3 separate regions of the Mus musculus genome follow, and regions 2 and 3 are each linked to region 1. A link is a loop called in an ENCODE intact Hi-C map of the cell type or tissue named here. Cell type or tissue: heart. All regions are shown on one strand. Region 1 holds the start of Rps26 (ribosomal protein S26). Region 2 holds the start of Pan2 (PAN2 poly(A) specific ribonuclease subunit). Region 3 holds the start of Dgka (diacylglycerol kinase, alpha).

Region 1 (2,500 bases):
TTAGGGAGTCTCACTCTGCTGGCAGGCCTCATGGTTACTACTGTTAGGTCAAGAAAAAAACAAAACAATGAACAAACAGACAAAAGCCAGCCAGGTGCTGTGGTGCACGCCTTTAATCCCAGCACTAGGGAAGATCTCTTGAGTAGGTCTACACAGTGAGTTCTGAGACGCCAAAAACCAAGTCACAAACTGCCCAAACCAGTCTTTGCCCGTTTTAAAAGCTGTTCAATTTTTTTCAATAACTAAAGAATTATGCTTTTTCAGATTCTCCTAAATAGGCAGTCTCTCACAGGGATGGGATGCAGGGGTTTGGCTACCATGCATGAGCCTCAATCTCCACCCCAAGAGAAAAACCAAGTTAAAACCCCATCATTAGGCCTGCTTACTGTGCCACAAAAGGCACCTTCTCCCCAAGCTGAAGACAACGAGCCATACACACCCTCCTCACTCTTCGTCCCTGTACAAATCACGGCTGTGGCTCACTTACCGTCGAAGACGCTTGCTTCAGATATGTCCCTGACAGCAGCGGCTTCTACAATGTTCCGAATGACAAACTTCTTGATGGCCTTATCCTTGGGCACGCACCGGGCGCAGTTCGTGCAGCGAATGGGCTGCACATGGCCGCGGCCCTTTTTGGCGCGACCGTTGTTTCTTCTTTTTTTGGTCTGAGAATGGAAAGAGACGCTATTGGAAAGGGGGCGAGAATTCAGCCCTTCCTGGCCGGCCGCCGCCCGCAGCCCCGACAGAGACCCGTACAAGTCCCGAGCACGCCAAGTCCGGGCTGGACGGACCCTTTGTCACTTTCTCCTCCAAGACTCTGACTTTCAGGTCCCTACCGTCCATAGATCTACTTCTACCCCAGTACCCAGGCCCGCGCGCTCACCACGCGGCGACACTCACCATCTTGGAGCCAAGACTCGAAAGAGGATCCGGCGGCTTGCCCGACCCGCTTATATAGTACGAGATTCCTACGCTCACGCTGAAAAAAAAAACCCTCAGCGACCTGTAATTCTATTTACTCCCTAGCAGCTATTATGCTCGAATTTACCTAATTACTTAGAGTTTCCTGTGAAATGTAGGGTTGTGATAAGTCCCTAGAAATGGTCTATGACGAAAAATATCAGTGGAACTATTTAACCTTCCGGCGGAAGATTAAAATGTTACATTCCCAAACCAGGAAGTGATTACAAGGCTCTATAACATCCGGTTTACGATAGTTCCAGAGCGGAAGTTATCCAGAATTCGGACGCACACTCCCTAGTGTGGGAGGACAAAAGAGATGCATTGTGGGAGTTGTAGTACGACTTGGAGAGGTTCTCTCTTGCCCGTAGTAGACGGACTAAAGGCGGCGCTAAACCACCTTAAGACGCCATGATTTATTTCTTTGAAATATGTGTTCTAAGTGTAGGAATTAGAAATAGAAGACCTGGGAGAAATAAACCATTTGTAAATGCGTCTTTCCAAATAGAGGCTTCGAGTGTTGGGATTAGGCCACCACGCTGGGCTTGGACCACCATTTTATTTCCAGATCCTATTAACACAGATGAAGCACTGTAGTTAGTACATTGTATGTACCAACACAATTTAACTGATCAAGTCTATCAGATAGTTATTTATTTTGAAACATAGTCAAGTAGTCCAGGCTGACCTGGAACTTATTTGGTTAGCCAAGTGTGACCTTGAATTTCTTTTTCTTTTTTTTTTGATTTTCATTTCCCTAATTGCTAGAGATGAACTTTCTTCTTTTAAGATATTTCTCAGCCAGGCGTGGTGGCGCACACCTTTAATCCCAGCACTTGGGAGGCAGAGGCAGGCGGATGTCTGAGTTCAAGGCCAGCTGGTCTACAAAGTGAGTTCCAGGACAGTCAGGGCTATACAGAGAAACCCTGTCTCGAAAAACCAAAAAAAAAAAAAAAAAAAAAATTTAAAAAAAAAAATAATAAAATAAATAAATAAAAAATAAAAATACCTTTGCGATTTTTCCTTATTCTGGTCAGAATGGCAAAGATCAATGGAACAACTGACAAGAAATGACTGAGAGGATGGGGAGGACTCACTCACTGTTGGTGGGATAGCAATCTGGTATAGTCACTATGGAAATCAGTGTGGAGAACTTTCAAGAGATAAATCTATCACATGACCCAGCCATATCTCTCCTTGGCATATGCCAGAGGGACTCAACATGTTACTCTGCAGATACCTGCTTAGACACGCTCATTGCTGCTCCAAACACAATAGGCAGGAGATGGAACAACCTAAATGTCCTACATCTGACAAACACGTAGTGAAAATGTAGTTCATATACACTGTGGAATGCTGTCCAGCTGTAAACACACACACACACACACACACACACACACACACACACATAAATCATGAACCTTGCAGGTAAATGGATGGAGCTAGAAAAGATCACCCTGAACGAGGTAACCCAGACCTGGAAAGTCACTGTCATTGGAGGCTCTTAGCTGCAAACCTTCAGGTGTGAGTTCACATATCA
Region 2 (2,500 bases), 320 kb before region 1:
AGAAATCCATTCTGCCTCCTGAGTGGTGGGATTGCCATCCCACTTAGCCTGGTTTTTGTTTGTTTGAAACAGGGTCTCATGTAACCTGACTAGCCTGGGACTTGCTATATAGAAGAAGCTAACCTTGAACACTAATCCTCCTGCCTCAGGATTACTGCCATTACAAATATACCTCCACTATGCCTGGCCCAATAAATGCTTTAAAAGTTTTATTATTGGTGTTTATTATTGGTGAGAACTTTCTTCCACAGGCACCTGTTGAAAGGGATATTCACCATGTAGCCATAGCAAGCCTGGTCCTTACTATCTATGTAGCCTAGGCTGGCCTCGAATTTGTAAGGGATTCCTGCCTCTGCTTTAATAATGCAGGTATTGTAGGTATGGACCACTAGTGGCACAGGGCCTTTAAAAACAGAGATGACAGAGCTGAGTTTGGGCAACCTAAGACATCTCACAGCCTGGACCAATTCCAAAGCAGTTTAGTACACAGCCAGTACCCCCAAATATTTTAGACACGGTGACACACTCTCACAGGAGAGGGAGAGGCAGTAGGATCTCTTAGTTGGAGATTAATCAAGAACCCCTCAGAATAGCTACAGCTCAGTTGACTCAGTTTACTGTTTATCTCTCTCTTGGGGTCAATGTCCAGCTCCACGGTCTAGGGGAATTTTGACAGTCTAGGAGACTTGTTTCTTGGGAAAATTAGGGGACCTCTGGGGACGACACAAACATTGATGGGAATTTCAGATGGATGCCTCTAGAAATAGAGAAAAGGTGGCCACTTGGGCCACACTAGAAGTCAGGCTCCCGCTTCCTTTTTCTTCCCCACATCTAGAAGTCATAGGAAATGCCAGTGAGTTTCGGGGGTACAGGGTCAGAGGTATTGGAATGGCTCACAGGCACAGCAAGATGAAGGTCTATACGCCGGGAATGATGAAGGCCACGCTGGGAATACCCACCGGGCGAGTCCCAGTGCTTAGCCTCTGGCGCCCCTTTAGTCTAGTTCTTATTCAGGGAGCGTAAAAGCTTGGCTTCAAAGTCTAAAGTTAATTTTGCTTAACAAAGCCTGAGAGCGAAGGGATTACTTTTCGTAACACCAAATAGATCCGCGCCTGATTCAGTTTGTCCCCGGTGGCATTCCGTAACCTTGTTTTGGCGGAGGCTACGTCACTCTCCTTCTCAGGCGCTGCCTGTACCTGGCTTTTTCTGATTGGCTGGGATGAGCCCGTGGCCCCCGCTGATTGGAAGCGATGGCTGCCAATCCACCGTCCGTCTTGCTTGGGTTAGGTTGAGCTAGAGGCGGGGGAGTAGTAGGGAAACTGGAATTTCCCGCGGAGCTGACGGCGCTTTCTCTACCCCCTACTCGTTTGAATTCCACGCGCTCCAAAATATCCGCCATGGAGAAATCTTGGTAATGACCCATTCCCCGTAAGCATCCCAGGAACACGTCTTGACCTTTGCCCTAATCCTTCCCCTCCCGTCCCCTGCGCTGGGGGAGAATTCTGGGTAACCAGTTTCTCTGGTTCGCTCAAAGAATTCTGGGTAGCTATCCGTTTCCATTACTTCCCCCTTACCCCCGCCCCGTTTGTGGGTAACTGGCCGTTCTTGTTACCCACCCCCTGGAGAATGCTGGGTAACCACTGTAAAGGATTCTGGGAAACTGGCTTGTCTTGCCCCCTTCACCGCCCAGCCCCTTTGTCTCATGTCCAATTCTAAGAAACAAGCATTTCAGAGCTCTCCCCCGAACTCCAGCCCCTATCAAACCCGCTCCCTTCACCTTGTGGTTCAGGAGAAAGGGAAGTCAAGAGTTAGATCATTTGGTGGGCTGGCAGGGAACTTAGGAAGTTTAGAGGTGCAGAGTAAGGGACACTGTCATGCCACTCACAGTACAGCGTTGCCCTTGTCCTCTTCATGCATGCTTCCGTCTTTGCCTGGCAGTCTCATCCCCTCTGCCTACCTGATTGTCCTGTCCACATAGAAGATACTTCCAGTACCTAGGCCTATCCCTGACTGCGCTGCCTCTTTCCCTTGCAGGCCAGAATGTCCATTCTAGGTTCACTGGTGCTGTCCTCCTGAAGGCTGGGTCACTTGTCTGTAGGAAGCGTGGCAAGGGAGGGTGTGACTCCGGTCTGACCAGCGGCCACTATCGTCATGAACTTTGAGGGTCTGGATCCTGGACTGGCCGAATTTTCCCCAGCTATGCATTCTACCCTGGACCCAGTCCTGGATGCCCACCTGAATCCAAGTTTGCTACAGAATGTGGAGCTAGACCCAGAGGGAGTGGCCTTGGAGGCTCTTCCTGTCCAGGAGTCAGTGCACATAATGGAAGGTGTCTACTCTGAGTTGCACAGCGTGGTGGCTGAAGTGGGAGTGCCTGTGTCTGTCTCCCACTTTGATTTACATGAGGAGATGCTGTGGGTGGGGAGCCATGGGGTAAGAACTATACCCCTTTCTGAAGGCTGAAAGGGTGTATTAGAAATCTTTATCTGGTCTTTGCCCA
Region 3 (2,500 bases), 120 kb after region 1:
TTCCTTCTCTGGACGCCGCAGCCCTCACCCAGTCGGTGGGGCGGCCCCTTCCGCTGCCCTTTTGGCCGGGTGCGAGAGTGTGCGAGTGGCACGGGGCTCGCGGGGGCTCTACCTTGACCCAAGAGAGCGCACGGTCAGAGCAGGGGCGCCGGAGCCCGAGCTGGACAGGAGGGGACGGGTTAGGAAGACGCGGCCGCTGCGGGGCCGCCCAGCTCCTGACGACACACTGCCCGCCCCCGACCCAGCCTGCCCTCCTGCCGCGCCCAAGCCCACCGCTGTTGCCAGCTTTCCAACACAATCTGCTCCGGGCCTTCAGAGTATCTCCAGGGCTCTGGTTTGTGCCACTTTCTCCACTCCTACGCTTCTGTCTTCCCATGCCTGGGGCAGCTCTACTTCTATCTTTCTTTTCTAATTAGTCAAAGCCTCTCCCATCATCCCTTCCCAGGAAAGCCAAGGTAGGGGTCAGGGTGCTGATTGGAACCACCCAGCGACTGGTCAGCAATTGGCCGGCCCTCCAATCTCCAAATCATCACTTTGGACGCGCCTGCCCAAGTCAATGATTCCACATTCAGGAGAACCCAGAGAGGCAAGGCCAGAGTTCCACAATTCACACACAACCCTAGACCTAGGTGCATTTCCTTCTCCACATGGCTTCACATTGCTTGACCCTGCCTGAGATAATTGCCCACCTCTCCTCCGAGTTCCTCAGCTCCGCCTCGGACTTGTCTATGCACAGCCTTTTCTCTCAAAATCCATATCCTTTCCTTAAGACTAGGGTGGAGATTTAGGTGCATAAAACAACGTTTGACTGTGTTCACCTTTTCTTCATACCCAACCCTAGCACTTTACCCTCTGGCCTTGGCAGATGGCACAGAAGTCGTTGGGCAAAGGTAGAGTCTGAAGGCAGAGCCTTTCAGTTCCTCCTACCTGTTATTGGAGCTGTCAGGACTCTTGAAGCAGCATGGTTGGTGTGAGGCTGAACGGAAAGGAGACCAATGAGTGGGGATTTACTGGTAGGGACTGGGGACCCAGGCATCCTGCATCCCCCGCCCCGCCCCAAACCCACGACTAACTCCCTCCTACCCTTCTCTGAAGTAGGAGCAGCACAACAAAGCCTTGTGTTCTTGGAATTGTATCCTCTTACAGCTGGGAATAGAAAGGAGTGGGAGAGCAGACTGCTTGTTGGAAATGTGTGTATATATTCGGGTCCAGTGAGGGTCAGAGAGAGAGAGAGAAGAAAAAAAAAGAAGAGAAAGGAAAAGAAAAGAAAAAAAAAAAACCGAAAGAAACAAAAGGCCCTCTAGTGGAAACAGAAGTAAGTAGTCTTCAAGTATTTGGAGACAAAGCTGTTGAAGCAACTCTCTAGAGTAGTGGGGTTTGCTGCTGCTGTTGTTATTTAAACTTTAGATTCAGATCGGGAGTCGGAGAGTGACCTGTCTCTGTTCTGCTGTCCTTTTCAGGTTTGTTCTGGTTTGCTTGCATCCTGACCCTTCACTGCTTTGTTTTTGTTTTCATTTTTCCTCTTCCTCCTCCATCACTGTCACCACCATGCTGCAGATGAGCTTCAGTGCCTGGAACGTGCTTCTCCGGTGCTGCACCACGGATCTATACCGCTACCCCACACCCTTCTTCTTAACAGTATATGCGTCACCGTTAGCAAAGTCTATCTCCCCTTCCTACATCGCCTCCTTACTCACAGTCCAACAAACGATTTTTTTCCTGAGACAAGATTTTAGTATGTACATAGCCTAGGCTGGCAGTGAAATTGCCATCCTGGTTCAACCTCTCAAGAGCTGGGTTTACCGGGTTTATTGGTGTGTGCCACTCCTGCTATCAACAGACACTTTTGAAGGTCTCTTTATACCTGATCTTGTTCTTAGTTCTTTCTGTAGGATAAGCAAAAACACAAACTGAAGCAAGTGCCTAGATGTCTGTAAAGCTTCCTAGCTCTTGATCACCGTAAACAAAGATTCTGTTTAAATAACACTTGTGTCCCAAACTACTCTTCGAATCAGTTCTTGCATAAAGTCAAAGACTCTCCTACATTAAACAAGCCATAGGTTGGAATATGATTTTTCCAATAAGGAATATGAAGAGAAACTCAGACTTTTATTTTATTTCGGTTTTTCAAGACAGGATTTCGATGTGTCGCCCTGGCTGTCCTGGAACTTACTCTGTAGACCAGGTGGGCCTCGAACTCGAACTCAGAAATCCGCCTGCCTCTGCCTCCCAAGTGCTGGGATTAAAGGGTGTGCCACTGCCTGGCAGGAGCTCAGAGTTACTGTAACATCTTTGTACCTTATTTTGGATCTGTGTTTCGCCATATTCTCAGGTCAGTTGTTGGTGGGGGTGGTGGAAGAAAAGCAAAGAACCATCTACGGAAGAGGTGTTTGATGTCTATAGTTCCAGGTGCTCATCTCTTTAATCAACCACATCATACAAGTCAGAAAGAAAGAAACCACAGTGAACAAAGGGAAAGGAAAAAACAAGCCTGTTTTCC

The links. Hi-C counts contacts between places; a loop is a spot of excess contacts. Peaks named below come from ENCODE experiments on the same cell type or tissue, not always from the same donor. Only the 100,000 strongest peaks of a DNase experiment are listed, where the experiment ranks them.
Region 2: it touches region 1 in a loop (5-fold over the local background); 1 of 42 quality-filtered maps calls a loop at or near these places.
Region 3: it touches region 1 in a loop (2.1-fold over the local background); 1 of 42 quality-filtered maps calls a loop at or near these places.

What each region holds. Positions count from the first base shown.
Region 1 is chr10:128,625,576-128,628,075 of GRCm38, forward strand. Rps26 (ribosomal protein S26) reads right to left here and starts at 931. Exons shown (of 4, transcript NM_013765.2): 1 at 901-931; 2 at 488-665. The coding sequence starts at 903. In heart, a CTCF peak has its summit at 1,344; DNase peaks (open chromatin) are centred at 896 and 1,266; H3K4me3 peaks cover 1,668 bases; H3K27ac peaks cover 1,690 bases.
Region 2 is chr10:128,302,061-128,304,560 of GRCm38, forward strand. Pan2 (PAN2 poly(A) specific ribonuclease subunit) reads left to right here and starts at 1,275. Exons shown (of 26, transcript NM_133992.3): 1 at 1,275-1,411; 2 at 2,035-2,433. The coding sequence starts at 2,152. In heart, no CTCF peak of the experiment used is centred here; DNase peaks (open chromatin) are centred at 1,231 and 1,531; H3K4me3 peaks cover 2,303 bases; H3K27ac peaks cover 2,237 bases.
Region 3 is chr10:128,743,881-128,746,380 of GRCm38, forward strand. It overlaps Dgka (diacylglycerol kinase, alpha), which reads right to left and starts at 196. Exons shown (of 24, transcript NM_016811.3): 1 at 1-196. Gm31504 (predicted gene, 31504) reads left to right here and starts at 1,067. Exons shown (of 2, transcript NR_168573.1): 1 at 1,067-1,315; 2 at 1,461-2,002. In heart, a CTCF peak has its summit at 1,318; DNase peaks (open chromatin) are centred at 31 and 991; H3K4me3 peaks cover 1,434 bases; H3K27ac peaks cover 1,214 bases.